Regions from separate parts of the Homo sapiens genome. Here region 2 is linked to region 1. A link is a loop called in an ENCODE intact Hi-C map of the cell type or tissue named here. Cell type or tissue: K562. All regions are shown on one strand. Links, peaks and the distances in the headings refer to the core of each region. The heading gives the core; the rest is flanking DNA.

Region 1 (8,284 bases), core at 285-8,284:
GCATTGGGAAGTCTCACTCTGTTGCCCAGTCTGGTCTTGAACTCCTGGCCTCAAGCAATCCTCCTGCGTCGGCCTCCCAAAGCAGTTGTTTTTAAATATAGTCAATGCCTATAGAAGAAGTAGCTCCCAGGATGTTGTATAATCAGACATTATACATGGGGTGTCAGTCAGCTCAAGTAGCTCAGAGATGATCTCTGGTAAAATACATTCCAGAGTTATCAATTTGGCACACATTTTGTGCCATCAACTGAAATTTGTAGTTAATAAACACATGGTTAAAAACAGAGGCATAATGTTCCCAAAAGTGTATTTAAAGACTCTCTGCTCTACTACTCCAAATTAATACTTCCACTGGTCCAGTTCTAGCAGCAGTGAAATGCAGATTGGGTCAAAGATGGTGAAGGTTTATGGAGATTAACTCAATAATTTTTGAAAATTTGCTATTTGATAATTCTGAATTGATCTGTAGATGATCTTGTCTCCAAAACTCCATACTACTAAAACAAACAAAAAAGGAAGTAAAGACAATTTTTAAAAGTACAGTGATTTTTGCCTCTCACAAGTGTATGTTCTGTTTTATACTGTGTTTCTAGTTATGGTGCCTAATGAAATGCTGGTTGAAATTGTGACAGGCCAGGTCTCACTAATGCAGGCCTCCATAACAACTGTTTCAGTACTGACTGAGTGGTTAAGTTAAATATTAAAAGTCAGTACCCTTATATAAAGGCTGGAATGTAACAAATGCCCACCAAGAGTTTTGCTTAGGCCTTTCCTGGGCCTTAAAACATGACAAAATAACAAAGGAACTCTTAACAGAACCTATTCAGGATTAAACAAGTTTTACTGTGGGTCTGAAGCAACTCCCCAGGCCTCCACAAACAAGTTTATTGGAGGTCTGTGGGAACTCCCCAAACCTCCATGATTTAGCAGGAGACAAGATAAGGGTAATCACCCCAGCACCTGGACCCATTTACATGAAGTAAATTTACTGAGGCTCCAGAGGAAGGTCTTCAGGACTTAGGCCTTAGTTACGGATTAAAAGAAGTTATTCACTTACAACATTAGATGAATGCACACTTACATGTAGACATATAGCTTAGAAGGTATATAAGCTCTGAAAAACTTTGTAATTTTGAGTTGGTCTGGTGATCCAGGCCTTCTCCCTGTGACTGGTTACAGAAATAAAAACTCTGTTTCTCCCCAATTCATCTGCATCTTGTTATTGGCGCGCAAGGGATAGCTGCCCGACCCTCAGTTTGGACCAGGAACAAAATGTCAAAGTTGATTAAAACTTTTCACAGTACATATTTGGTCTTTTACTAGTCAGATAAACAGTGAAAAGCTCATGTTTTTCATAATATTGCTGCTAGAATCATTTTTCTAAGTTTCATTTTTATCACCTTTTTATCTCTAGTCAGGATAGGAAATTAATGCATATTGGAATTGAATTTGTTTGGGGAATTCGTTTTGTTTAATTTGTTTTAAAATACTAACTGCAATCCAGTATTGAAAGGAGATATAGCTCAAACTTCTTAATAGCCATATCCAGGGAGACTTCCATAGTGAAAATGTGAGCCGAAAGTAGATATTGATGATATTCAAGAAAATAATTTCAGTAAATTTGGAATGAGCCAAAATTATGTATGAAAACTCAACTTGAAATTAGAATTCAAAGCAAGATCCCCATGAATAGAGGATGTTGCAGCTTGCTGCTAGGTGGCAGACAGAGGGAAGAATAAATGAGCTCCAGCTTTTGAGAAATTTAATTAAAAATTATATCAAATCTGGGATTCTCCTGAAAGAATTTGTACTTACTTTAATAAAGGTTGTTTCTCATGGAGAAGCAATTTTAATTTTAGACCAGTGTTGCAATTCTGTGCTAAAAATGGCCTTTCTATGAGATCTTGTTCATTTTTGCAAACACAATATATCCTCCCTACCCTCAGGACCTTCCTTTAGCACCCAGACGGAAGAGCATTTGCCAAAATAATGATAGGAATGCTCTGAAGACAACAGCTCTTCTCTAAACTTTATTACTATAAGTACATACGACAAAAATCCAGACCACAGGCAATACTGAGGTAAGAGGTAAATCACATCTGCTGCTCAGGTAAAAAATTTTCATTTCAAATTTTTAAATTCCAAGAGAGAACCAGAGAAGATCAGTGACTTTCAGGGGTTAAGGGCTGTGGGAGGGTGAGCTACAAAGGAACAGCAAGAGGGAGTTTGTATGGAGAGACAGCACCATTCTGCATTCTGAAAATAATGGTGGTGAGGGACTAATTGGCTAAGTTGGCTGGACTTCCTGGGTCAATAGGGACTTCCCTAAGGGGACTTGCCCCTAAGCCAAAATGAGTCATAGCTGCAAGCTAAGGTATTGAAACTTCAACCAATCATATAGGGAGTTTAAGCTCTAGCTGCAGCCTGATGTTTTTAACTAATCAGGCCCGCCAATCCACAAGTGGATAAAAAATAAGCTAATTCTACAGGACTAAAAAAGGAAAAAAGGAGGGATCATAAGGAGATATAAGCATAAGACACCCAAGCCAGAAACGGCAAGCCTTCCAGGTCCGCTTCCACCACGTGGAAGCTTTACTTTCCCTTTCACTTTAATAAATCTTGCCGCCGCACACTCTTTGGATCCACGTGTTTCTCTCATTGAGCTGTAACACTCGCCGCTGCAGTCCATGGCTTCATTTCTTGAAGCCCCTGAGACCACGAAACATTGGATCAAGAAAAGACTTTCGATTGGGAGAAGACTTCTCATCTCAGTGGCATTTGTCAAAACTCCTAGAACTGTACACTAAAAAGAATGGATTTTACTGTATGTAAATTTTTAAAAATAAAAAAATGAACATTGTCAACTTGGAAACTTTGAACAAGTGTGTCAGTTTCGCTTTAGATTAGACATGCTTATCAGTAGACTTGACGTTTAACCTGTCCCCTCCACCTCCCTAATTCCTTCTTCCCACCTCTCCTCAGTTTCCCACTTCCTTAAATTTTGCTGGGATTTCCTGACTTCTCTTCCTTTGCACACACACCAAACAAACAAACAAAACAAACAGAAAAACACCAACTTTGAGAACCAAGGCCTCAGATTAATTATGGTGATTAAAGAATTCAGACCTGAGAAGGAATGTTCCAAAAGTCAGGAGAATGTGCTGATAGAAAAGGATCATAGGGAAAGTGTGTGTGGGTGGGAGAGGGGCATGCTTTCACTCTTTTATTTTTATTTTTTGCAAGAACCCTGTGGGTCTAAAGAGAGAGAAGAAGAGAAGGATATTATAATAATCATACCTTATATTTGTAAACTGTGTTATAGTTTATAGTCATCTTCAATTAACTTCTTTAATACTCCATCAACCTGCATTGCCCGCATTTTCCAGATGAAGAGACCATGGCCCAGAACAGTGAATTGCCACTGGTCGCAGGACTAGGATGTGGAAGTTTGACTTGAGGTATGAATCATGCTTTTCACCATGGGTAACCTCTGAGCTAAGAGTTTCTGAAAGAAATGTGTAGGTGGCAGGGTCGAATTTCCAAGCAGCAGAAGGCATTAAGAAAGGCATCAAGAGATAACATCTCACTCCTGCAAGAATGTTTTTTAACTTAAAAAGTTAAAAAACAACAGACATTGGTGTGGATGTGGTGGAAAAGGAATGCTAACACACTGCTGGTGGGAATGTAATTTAGTACAACCTCTATGGAAAAAAGTATGGAGATTTCTTAAAGAACTAAAAGTAGGCCTACCATTTGATCCAGCAATCCCACTACTGGGTATCTGCTTAAAGGAAAAGAAATCATTATAGCAAAAACACACCTGCACACATATGTTTATTAAGCACAATTCACAATTGCAAAGATATGGAACCAACCTAAGTGCCTATCTCCCAATGATTGGATAAAGAAAATATGGTATATATACACCATGGAATACTACTCAGCCATAAAAAAGAACAAAGTAATGTCTTTTGCAGCAACTTGAATGGAGCTGGAGGTCATTATCCTAAGTGAAGTAACTCAGGAATGGAAAACCAAATACTACATGTTCTCACTTATAAGTGGGAGCTAAGCTATAGGTACACAAAGGCATGCAGTAGGATAATGGACATTGGAGACTCAGAAGTGGAAGGGTGGGAGGAGGGCGAGAAATTGAAAAACTACATATTGGGTACAGTGTACACTACTCGGGTGACAGATGCACTGCAATTTCAGACTTCACCACTATACAATCATCCATGTAACCAAAACCCACTTGTATCCCAAAAGCTATTGAAATTTTAAAAACATTTAAAAAATAAACACATCAAGAAATTTTAGGCCAGGTGCAGTGGCTCATGCCTGTAATCCCAGCACTTTGGGAGGCTGAGGCGGGTGGATCACTTGTGGTCAGGAGTTGAAGACCAGCCTGGCCAATATGGTGAAACCGCATCTCTACTGAAAATAAAAAAATTAGCCAGGTGTGATGGCACACACCTGTAATCCCAGCTACTCGTGAGGCTGAGGCAGGAGAATTGCTTGAACCCAGGAGGTGGGGGTTGCAGTGAGCCGAGATCGCTCGACTGCACTCCAGACTGGGCAACAGAGCAAGGCTCTGTCTCAAAAAAAAAAAAAAAAAAAAAAAAAAAGCCTGTTGCTCTTGGGGAATGATAAGAAGTTATAGATGATGGAATGTTGGCTGTGAGAGGAAACATTTATTCTCAGAATCAAAGTCAATAGCCACTATGTATCTATGTCACCATATTGCTTCAGAAAAATACAATTCTTTAAGTTATTCCTTGAAATATTTCAGGCTGCTCATTTTTCCTGTCTTTCTCCCGGTGACTCTGTCCACCTATTACTTCCTCTTTTCTTAGCTACTGTGCTTGCCATGTCCTCTATTACTCAGTAACGCGGGGGAGAGATATGGATGGGCTCAAAGCACCAAGGCCCAGTAGAGCACAAGACATGAAGCAGAGTTTTCCTCACCACACCTATTCCAGGTGCTGTTTCAGGCTTCTGTTCGGCAAGCAGCTACCAGGTCCACTTCTCCAGGCCTCCCCATGATGCTGTGAGTGAAGCAAAACCACTCAGAGGATTCAAATAAATACCTTCTCTGCCTAGGTGGGCTAGCATCTGTTTCTATTGCTTATAAAGAGGGATCCTGAATACTGCAAGTGTTTTTAAACAATTTTTTTCTGACCGTATTTCTTGGAACCTTTCCATTCTGCGGTCTCTCAGGAGCCATGTGGAGAGGGTAGAGTCAACCCAAGCCAGCAGCTCCCTGGGTTCTCCTGCAACCAGAGCAGATCAACTTAGTTTTCTTATGAAAAAGGATTTCTGCTGCACCAAAAAAAAAAAAAAAAGTTTGGAAACTACATGTGGGTGGCAGGAAAGAAGTTATTTTATCTTTACTAAGTTTCTTGAATTTTTCTAGACTTCCTCTGGATACCAAGACAGAACCTGCCAGCCCCAAGTCCTCCAGGTTCCCATGGAATATCTAGTAGTAAAGAGTCCTAGCAGTTGCCTGCTATCTCCTCAGCAGCCAAAGCTGGTCCTGCTTCCATTTGTTACCTGGATCCTGGAGACCCAGTGAAGATCTGATTTATGCCACTTCTTAGTCATCTCATCTTGGACAAATACCTTACTTCTGCTGAACTTAAATCCTTCTCTCTGTAAAATAGAACATGAGTAACACTCTTCTGTCAACCTCATATGACACCTGTGAGGCTCAAATGATCTAATAAGTATCACCTTGTGCCTTTATAAATTATTCTGTACATACAAGATGAAACTATTATAGCTATTACAGTCAGCATAAAATCTTAAATCAGTTGGTGAGCTTGTTTCCTGGATGTGAATGAATTAAGCTAGTCTATTCTATGTAAAAACAGCTAGCTCTTGTCACAGGAGGATGCATTGTTTTATACCACAGCTCTGTGGTTAAATTCTGATATGACACTGACATTTTATTTTATTTTATTTTATTTTCTTAGACATGGGGTCTCTCAATGTTGCCCAGGCTAGTCTTGAACTCGTCGCCTCCCACCATACTTCCACCTCAGCCTCCCACAGCTCTGGGATTACAGGCATGAGCTACTGTACCTGGCTGAAATTTTATAATGTGTAATCTTTAAACCTCAAGGGCCTATAGGCTTTGTCATAAAAAAAAAAATCAAAAGAAAATTTTAACAGTGGCCACGATGGTTGCAGTCAGGCACATGGGTAATAAAACCTAGGCCTATAAACTAAATTTGACCTCTTACCTGCGTAACTGCAGTTTGTTAAGTATTTCACCGACAGGTACAGGTTATAAACGTGTATCAGAGGTAGAACAAAGACAAGATGGAATCACTCACCCTGTACCAGATCCTCAGATGCCTAACCTTAGTCCCTACCCGCTCAACTGCATGTACACTTTATGCATATATATCACCTATGGATAGTGTCACTGAGCACCAGTCAGAATCATAGGAATGTAACTGCTGCTTCATGGCCCTGCTTCTCCCACCTTCTGTACCACATGCATCCTTCTATTAGGAAATTATATACTGTGCCTCATGGAACCTACTTTGGAGACTCATTCTCAGTCTGCACTGAGTCTGTGTTTCCAGGCTTAAGACCCCAAACTTGGCTCAAAATAAACCTAACCATAATTTCTCTAAGTTTTAGTGCCTGTTATTTCACTTTTCAGTTGATAGCTTTAAATGACTTATTGGTGTTAAAAAATATAAGGGCTAAAACCCTTATATTTTCATTTCTATAAATTTGTATATTTATAATTATATACAAATATCAATTATATGCCATTTCAATGATTGGTATTTTAAATACATATTTTGATAGATTTGAATAATATTTACATATTTTATTATTTTTTGTGTAGTGATTATTTTACTACAAATTTGTAAATTTATAATTTCTACAAATTTTACTAGTTACTTTCAATGTACAACACTATGTGATTCTATGTTTATGTAAAGGTGGATTGGTCTAGGCAGTATGAGTTTTGGTTATGAGCCTGAAGAGCTTGAAAACTACTTGACTACAAAGCAATTGTTAACAACTTCACAGCAACTTTACAAGAACAAAGTAGTTGCTAAGAAGCCATTGCAAGTATTTGAGAAAATTCATGTGATAAAAACAATGTGTTAGTAAGAAGCAGATTAATTGGATTAAAAAATAAGTGATTAGAAAGGTAAATAATACATGAACTTGAGAAACTGAAAGAATGGCATTGCCCATAGAAAAGTAGGATCCAGCTGGAGATGTTCATGAAATTTTAGAACATGAAAAACTTTTCCAATATGGCCAGGATGAAAAGAGGAAGGAGTACAGAATATTCTTGTCCTGTAACTTGTATCCACTTTTAACGACCACTGCCACCTGGTGGCTTGTGACCCTGTTTCCACTGAAGGAAGAAACCCTGTTTATTCTTGATTTTGCATACCTAAGCAGGGATAAAACAGGATAAAAAGAACACTGGCCTGGAACACCAGGGATCTAAGTTCCTGGAGCACAGGGGTTAAAGACCATAGTATGTCTTGTTCGTTGAGATCGTTTAACTACAAATACCTATACTTCAACGATTTCTTATGAAATTTGCAGCCAAATCTGGAATCCAGAAAGAATTCTGACATGAATTAAAATCTTCAAATCCCATCATGTATGTTGAATTACTCCTTTTTTTTTTTTTTCAACAAGCCTCATGTCTCCCATCCTGTTAGACCTTGGTAATGTAAGCCCATATCTCTCTCCTGAGTTACTGAGTAATAGAAGACATGGCAAGCACAATAGCTAAGGAAAGAGGAAGTGATAGGTGGACAGTCACAGTGAGAAACCCAGGAAAAATGAGCAGCCTGCAATATTTCAAGGAATAAGTTTACAGTTGTATTTTTCTGAAGCAACATTGTGAGATGAGTACCTAGCTGCTACTGATTTTGATTCTGAGAACGAAACTTCCTCTCACGACCAACATTCCCACACCTATAACTTTGTATCATTTGCCAAGAACAACCTATTTTATGACTTCTTGATGCTTTTCTGCATGCGTTCTGCTGCTTGGAAATTCTACCCTGTACACATTTATTTCAGAAACCCCTAGTTCAAAGGTTACCCCTGCTATAAAGCCTTCCAACACTCTCTCCAAGCAGAGGCAACATTTCTTCCCTCTGTTCCACAATTGATTGCATTTTGTTTTCACCTTACTGTATTCTTACTAAATCCTCATTATACTCCTGTCTAAACAACATGTACTCTCTTAGTCTGTTTGGGCCCCTGTAATAAAATACTATAAACTAGGTAT
Region 2 (8,423 bases), core at 351-8,350, 880 kb before region 1:
TACACAGTCACACATTGCTTAATGATGGAGATACATTCTGAGAACTGCATCATTAGGTGACTTTGTCATTGTGTGAACATCATGGAGTGTACATACACAAACCTAGATGGTATAGCCTAACACACATGTAGGCTAAATTGCTCCTAGGCTACAAACCTGTACAGCATGTTACTGTACAATTACTGTAGTCAATTGTAACACAATGGTAAGGATTTGTGTGTCTAAACTTATCTAAACATAGAAAAGATCAGTAAAAATGCAGTACAAAAGATTTTTTTAAATGGTATACCTGCATGACCTTTATTATGGATGGAGCTTGCAGAGCTGGAAGTTCCTCTGGGTGAGTCAGTAAGTAAGTACTGAGTGAATGTAAATGCCTAGAATATTACTGTATACTACTGAGGACTTTATAAATAGTGCACACAAGTTGCACCAGGCTTACCGTTTTTAAATTTCTTTCTTCAATAACAAATTAATCTTAGTTCCCTGTAAGTTTTTTACTTTATGCACTTTTTAATTGTTTTATCTTTTTGATTCTTTTGAAGTAATGCTCACATCAAGTAGAAGAGAAAATTATGCAATCAACAAATGTAGTAAACACAAGATGTATGGGCTTCTGCTGGTGTAACCGGGCATACTGCTCTACAGTAAACATTTTTTATAGGTAGAAGGAGTACATTGTAAAATAACAATTAAAAGTATAGTATAATAAATATGTAAAACAGTAGCACAGTCATTCATTGTCATTATCAAGTAGTATGTACTGTACATAATTGCATGTACTATAATTTTATATGAGTGGCAATGCAGTAGGTTTGTTTACACCAGCATCACCACAAACACGTGAGCAATCACCACCAACATGTGAGTAATGCATTGCTTCATATATGCAATAGAAATTTTTCAGCTTCATTATAACCCTATGGGACCACTGTTGTATGTGGTCCATCAATGACTAAAACACTGTGGAACAGCATGTAACTGTACTTAATAAACAAGGGAAAATAACAAACCTAAACTCAATCTCTAGATCTCTAACGAACATAAAAGTGGGAAATGTGTATTTACCCAAATATGTTGAACAAAAACCACGGATATAGACTGCATGCTTCCTTCAACCAGAGTTCAAGAAGAGAGGGTAAATTAATAGAAAGTAAGTAGGCTTTGGAGTTAAAACAAAATAATAATGATAATTAAATTTGAATTCCACATCTAATCCTTAATGATTATGTGTTATGGGGCAAGAAACATAACTAAACTGTCTTCATTTTCTGTCATTCTTAAAAGGAGTATAATAATGCCCATGTTATGCAGTTGTAGTAAAGATTATAGGAACTTACACATTTAAAAGTCTTAGTACAAAGCCTGGCACATAAAACAGCCTAGGGCTGTTTCTATCTAACTAAATCTAGAAATCAAGGTTCAGAGTACCTTCTCCCTTGCGCATTGCACACCCCTGACACATCCCATACACTGCACTTATATGATCCACTGCAGTGAGTTTCATTGGCATTAAAATTTTTCCTGCTAGTGATTCATTATGACATCCATATTATAGCTCATTTTGCATTAATCATAATTTAAAGAAGGTTTTTTTCTTTTACCTAATGTCAGATATGCTTTTTATCTCACATCAACGGACTGTTCTAGGCCTAAGTTCCTCCCATCTAATGTTCCTTGAACTAGGCCAACCTGTCTGTGTTCTTGGCCAGGCATTTGCTATCTTGATCATATCAGACTTGGATAATAACAGGATTTTCAGTAGCAGAGTTTCCAGGAACAAGCACCTCAAACAATGCTTATAAAAGCCCAACTGTCTATTACAGGAGTAAGTAAAGCAGTTCAATTTGATAGTTGTCTTTGGTTGTCCACTGAGCAGGAAAAACATAAACGTACAGGTCCTAATGAGGGAATTGCTAGCCCTTGCTACAATATTGGAAAAGAAGACAGCAATGGGAGACCACACTCCAATAATCTAAACTGCATTGGAGAAACAACTATCTGGTAAACTAAGATTTAGTAAACAATGACCTTGTAACATTTTTTACAAATGGGATTATTTCATTCCTCAGAAAAGCAAAACAAAACAAAACCAAAATGAGTGAACACGCACAAACGCTATGAAACACTATTCTGCTCTGCCTGCACTCTTAGTTCTTTTTCTTCTCTTAGGCAATGTTTTCAGTGCAAATTCACAAAATCATAGCCTAACCACTTCTTAACTTCAGACTTTAACGTGGTCCTAGCTATCTGGTGTTCTTTAAGCTTTGGAAACTTAGAGAATAGCACCACATCAATAGGCTCAAGTGTGTTACCTGTAGGGGACTTGACAGGTCAAAAAGCGATGGCTGTATAAGTAGAAAAGTTTATTTAGAGAGCAACTTCATTTTGTTTTTCCTGCCAGAGAGTCAGAAAGCAACCCAACCAGCTCACTTCAGTAAAACCTGAAAATCAAATGGGAAACCAGACAAATACAAGAATGCACTTTTAAACAGTCTGAGAGTTTCTGGACCTATTTTACATGAGGTTTCAAATGCCCACACCATGCTATTCAGAAGCAAAGGTAAACATTGCTCTACAACCACAATTGATGTCCTCTCAGTTCTCCAGTGGCAGTGCTTGCAGAAGCTGAGTGAGAGTGACACACAGACTCAGCCTGATCATCAGCCTTGAAGCAGTGACCTGGGCATGTCCCCAGCAGAGGGCCCCCTGCCCTAACTAATAAGACCGGGCTCCAGTAGCGGGATGAAGCATTAGCAGGTTATCACACTGAAAATGATGGGTAATTGCACTGGTTTTAACATATGGAATTGTGTCTTTTCAGTGAAAAGTGGATTTTCAGAGGGACTCTGAATGCTGCTTCAAATGACATCACTTCTTTTTTTCTTTTTCTTTTTCTTTTTTTTTTTTTTTTTTTGAGACAGAGTTTTGCTGTTGTGCCCAGGCTGGAGTGCAATGGTGAGATCTCGGCTCACTGCAACCTCTGCCTCCTGGGTTCAAGCTATTCTCCTACCTCAGCCTCCAGAGTAGCTGAGATTACAGGCGCACCACCACGCCCGGCTAATGTTTTCTATTTTTAGTAGAGACGGGGTTTCACCATGTTGGCTAGACCGGCCTCGAACTCCTGACCTCAGGTGATCCACCCGCCTCGGCCTCGACATCACTCCTTAAATGGCAAAGATTCCTTATGATGGATGGATGGACCCAGTGGCACCTTAGACAAGTGAAGGTGCACATAGTTCTTAGTGGAATCTGACAGCAACCTAACGCTGATTTGTCAACTGAGGCTGAGATATTATGGTATTGATCAGAGGGAATAGTGTCTGCTTAATGACATTGAAAACCAAATTACTTGGAGAATGGGATGCTTTAGTTCTTTGGACTTTTGTTTATCTGAGAAACCCTGATACTTCAACCCTTATGATCAGAATTCTTTGAACTTGAAAGAGCCCACTTTCCATCTGGGCTCCATTAGGAGTATGCTGAATATAACTAAATTAGACAATTTGGATTTGGCACAGATACTCGAATTGTCAGTAGTTGTGGATGAGGAAGTTACGAGGGATTGAAGCTGAGAAATACTGACCCCAGGACATACACCAAAAGGCCATTAATTCATTAAGCAAATAATTATTGAATATCTCTTCTCTGCCAGACATGGAGAACAGATATGTTTGAGGAGAGAAGGGGAGGAATTGACTAAATATTACACAAATAAATATTTAATCACGGACAGCTGTGTTCAATGTTATAAAGGCAGAGAGCAACAAGTGAAGTAAAGCAGGGAGCTTGGCGTCTGCCAGCAGTTGGAGAAGGCTTCCTTGGGGAGCTGACATTTAACCTAAAGCCAAGGAAGAGAAATAGCAGTTACAATTACTTTTATAGCAAGATTTCTGAATGTTTAACTTTTTATAATTTGATACCATTTCAAATATATTTAAAAATTGAAATTCTGGCTACATTGCTTTTCAGTTATTTGAGGTTTGAGCCTAAAAACACAAGGATCCCCAAAATGCTTAACACTTTTGGCGTTTTGGATTTGGAAAATATTTTTAAGTCCTTTGTTCTGAAATCTCTGTAGATTCAAGAGATAAAATAAATCTTGATTTATAGCAAGCACAGTCTTTTTGGAGCCATTCTTGGGGATTACAAATGCCATTTTATCTCAGAAGTTCCCTTTTCCTGTGATCTTTGTCTATGGAATCCTGGGAGAATTGTTCCCTATTGCCTTTCTTAGTTATAAATTGGCTTTAGCCAAGAAGAAAATTGCACATCTTCAGGAGATAATGCTCAACCCCTGTCTGATTCGATACTACAGCAGGTATTTGATTTCAATCCAAAATTTTTAACAGCAAGTATAGTAAATGTTGAAAAGAAAATGAAAACATAGCATAACTTCATTACTTTTATTTACAGTCATTTTGGTTTTGAAATAATCTTCTCTGGCTTCCTTCTTCAGTGTACAAGCATCTATCATGTTTTGAGTTTTTTTCTGTTTGTCTAGGTCTCTTAAATTCTACTTAAAAGTATTTTCTAGTAACTACACAGGAAAAGCATCTTCTCTAGAATTCCAGAAGATGGCAGCATAGAGCTACTGTTCCAGTCAACATGCCGCTTCATTTCTGATGAGCATAGTGAACAGTGATAAAGAGTGGTGAGTCCCTGATACAGGAGTTGAGCTGGGTGTGTAAGCCAAGTCCAACCCAAGTGATAAATACATCTCTAAACATTCCTGTGCATCTGCCAATGGGCGCTGAGAGTGAAAACTATAATATTACAAATAGCAAATAAAAGGAAAACATACTTCTTTCATGCTGGCTGGTTCATTTGGAAAGCTGTAAACGCTGGAAACTTACAAATTCGAATACTCTTTACTGGTTAGTAGGGGAAAGAAACTAGATTTAAATAAACTAAATCTGGGGGAAGTGCTTGGGGGAAGAGCTTAGGCTTAAACACTTCCCACAGATCAATTTGTTACCAGTAGCGATATTAAACATACCTAACAGATGGTAGGATGCAGGGCTTCCAGCCATCACAAAGTTGGCTGACCAGTCAGCACAGGAGACAGAGCTTCACCCCCTTACCACACTTTGGGGGTGGAATCTCATCAATTTTCCTTGAAGTAGCAAGAGCCCTGGAGTCTCATTGCTAGGAGGTCTGGAGGCCACTTCCTTCCCCTTCTCTGATGCCGTCTTTTTTGGCCCTCAATTTTCTCGCTTGTAAAATAGCAATAATAGGCCCTTCTCAGCTTCCTTTATAGGGCTGTGGTGGGGATCAAAGGAAGATAAGAACATCTCACCAGGTATCAAGTGATTAGCTGAGGCAGCAGAACTTGGTGACCTGACGGTGGGTTTTGCAGCCACCAAAGAGGGCTTGAATCCACTCCACACCATTAACTGTTTAACTTTGTACAAATTGCTCAAGCTCGCTAAGCCTTGATTACTGCACTGTCACATAGTTCTGATGATAAGAATTAACTTATAAGACTAGAAGATATTTAGTCTGCTTTCTCTCCTCAACAAATTTTAGCTGTTATTTATTAAGAAACATTTTGTTCATGAATTGTTTTTCAAATTTAATTTTCTATCTTATCCAGCAGACATGGAAAATCTATATTTAGCTGAATGGTTCTCTACTGTCACTTACCAGGAGAGGAAAGGTTCTGGAAACATGCATACATATAGGGAGTCAGGAAGAGAGACCAGACGGGGGAGTTTAGGGCTCAGATCAGACAGGTAGAGACTAGCTAGAGGCCCAGGAGAGCAGGAAGGGAGCAGGCATATGGCCAGTATGGAGAGGGCTCAGCTGGGCTGCAAGAGAAAATGAGAAGCTCACCACTTGTCAGAGATCCAAAGTTAGACTCTTAGCACCCATGTCTGGGAATGCAATGGCAATCTGAACAGAAGATGAAAAGTCCTGAAAAAAAAAAAAAACGGATCTATAGTGTTTAAGGCTCAGCAAGGAACAAATAATATTTTTAAATGTCCTAGATGGGCCAGGTGCAGTGGCTCATGCCTGCAATCCTAGCACTTTGGGAAGTGGAGGCAGGGGAGTGGCTTCAGCCCAGGAGTTCAAGATCAGCCTGGGCAACAATAGCAAGATCCCATTTCTACAATCAATCAATCAATAAAATTCTTAGGGAAAGGAAAGTAAAACCAGAAGTTTTCTTGGTGAATGCAGTAAAATGGAGCTAGAAAGGGGTCTGAAGATGGTCCAGGGTCTGCAGGCACTCCCAGGCCCCAGCACTGCCCTTTCCTGAGGGACAGTTGACCTCAGCAGCGTTCTTGTATGGGCCAGCAAGTGCACGGGAAGGCTGGAGGGAGGAAGGCTTTCCCCTTGCTTGCACCGCCACGGCAGTTGGTTAATAAAGCTCACCATACTAGAGGAGCTTTATAACAAACAGCTTGTTGTTCCTGTCCATCTTTTTCTCTGATGCTGTCAAACACTGTTTCCTACCTTTGGTCTCTGGTAAATGGTTGCTAACAATTTGGGAGTACTTATGAAACACTTTCCATAAGTGTTTAACCCTCACAACAACTCTATAGAGATTTATCAACCCCATTTCGTTCACAAAGAAAATGAGATACAGATCATCTAAATAACTTGCCCAATGCATGATATTTAGTAAATAGTGAACGAAGATGTGAACCCACAGAAAGACTGGTTCGGGAGCCCATGTTTCTAACTACACCAAGATGCAGGCAACAGCAAAGCTGCCCTATGGATAAGTGAAGTGGAAAGTGGGAATGGAAATGAAATAAGCGCTTTAAAATCCCTACTTCCACTCCCATCAACAGTCTACTGTACATTATTCCCTGAAAATAGCAATGCTATTAATCCTATCCTTGGATTAAATAAATTAACAAACAAGATTATTCATCACATTAAAAACCTAAATGTTGGTATACATGCTGTTCATTCAAAGTAAACATGTCTAGTATATGGAATCGTTCTTTTCCTCGTGACCTTTTGTTTAATTATATTGCAGAATGACCAAAAGATAGGAGTACAATAGTGATTCTCTATGTTAATCATTTTGTACAACACACTCTTAAACAACCATGAATATGGTTTTACATCTTTGTTTTTTCCAATTTTTTTCTAATTAAATTTATTAAACTTTAATTTTTCCTGTTAACTCTATTTGATTGGCAACCTCTGAGTTTCCTGTACCTGGATGTTATTGTCTTTTCCCAGATTTGGGAAATTTTTAGCCATTATTTCTTTAAGCTTACTAGTTTTTTTCTCTCTCTTTTTCAGAAAATTTTATTATATGAAGGTTTCTTATTAACTAGTTCAGTTATTATAGTCTATAACTAGTTCAGTTATTATAGTCTGTTTCTGGGCTTTCTTTATTTAATGTTTCTTTTTTTGTCAAACTTCTCATTTTGTTCATGAATTGTTTTTCAAATTTAATCTTCTATCTATATTTGTAATTTCCCAGGAGTTTTAAAGGGGATTATTCTGAATTCTTTGCCAGTCATTTTATAATTCTCCTTTTTGTCTAGGTTTATTACTTGAGTTTTATTCATTGTGCTATTGTTTTGGAGTTTTGGGGGGTAGGGTTATATTTCCCTGATTCTTCATATTCTTTGTATCCTTGCATTGATGCTTGCAGATTTGAAGGCCAACTCTTCCAGCCTTTGTATGTGCTCTTTGGTGGTGTTAGATTTTTTTTTTTTTTTTTTTTGAGACAGAGTTTTCGCTCTTGTTGCCCGGGCTGGAATGCAGTGGTGTGATCTCGGCTCACTGCAACCTCCACCCACTGGGCGCCTGGCTAATTTTTTTTGTATTTTAGGTAGAGACAGGGTTTCACTATATTGGCCAGGCTGGTCTTGAACTCCTGACATCAGGTGATTCGCCTACCTTGGCCTCCCAAAGTGTTGGGATTACAGGCGTGAGCCACCGCACCCAGCCTGATGGTGTTAGATCTTTACTATTTGATACTGGAATTTAATCGCTGACCTGCAGTTATTTCTCAATCTCAGGAAGGCTTAATGTGAGCCTCAGAATGTAATTACCGTACCAGAACTTAATCTCTGATCCCCATTTGCTTTCTGTTCTGGGGATAACTGTAAATACTGGAACTTCATTGCTGCACCTGAACTTAGCTGTTGACTTGCAGTTGTTTCAAGATCTGGGGAAGATTTAATGTAAGCACTAGAACTTAATTCAGGCCTGTAGTGTATGCTAGGTCTGGGAAAGTCTCTACAAAAGCACCCCAGCTATGTGGGAAAGGTGGCTAGGAACTCAGTCCTGGAAGATCTGTGGACCTGTGGACCACTGGCTGCTTTCTATGGTGTGGTGCCTCAGCAGACTGCACTGAAGAGGAGCTACCAAGATCTGTGTGCTGATGGCTGTGAGCCCCACCCCTATTCTTTGTCTCCAATTGACTCCAGGTAATTCAATCCGGCCACCACTCC

The links. A loop is a pair of places that touch in the nucleus more often than their neighbours do. Peaks named below come from ENCODE experiments on the same cell type or tissue, not always from the same donor. Only the 100,000 strongest peaks of a DNase experiment are listed, where the experiment ranks them.
Region 2: a loop joins it to region 1, with 5 times the contacts of the local background. A loop is called at or near these places in 10 of 110 quality-filtered maps.

Annotation. Positions count from the first base shown.
Region 1 is chr2:137,947,016-137,955,299 of GRCh38, reverse strand. No RefSeq gene overlaps it. Among named protein-coding and RNA genes, the nearest start is that of HNMT, 13 kb to the left of the region's middle. In K562, for the core only: a CTCF peak has its summit at 7,367 (motif pointing left); DNase peaks (open chromatin) are centred at 4,899 and 7,369.
Region 2 is chr2:138,823,794-138,832,216 of GRCh38, reverse strand. No RefSeq gene overlaps it. Among named protein-coding and RNA genes, the nearest start is that of NXPH2, 48 kb to the right of the region's middle. In K562, for the core only: CTCF peaks have their summits at 2,710 (motif pointing right) and 4,579 (motif pointing right); DNase peaks (open chromatin) are centred at 2,696 and 4,616.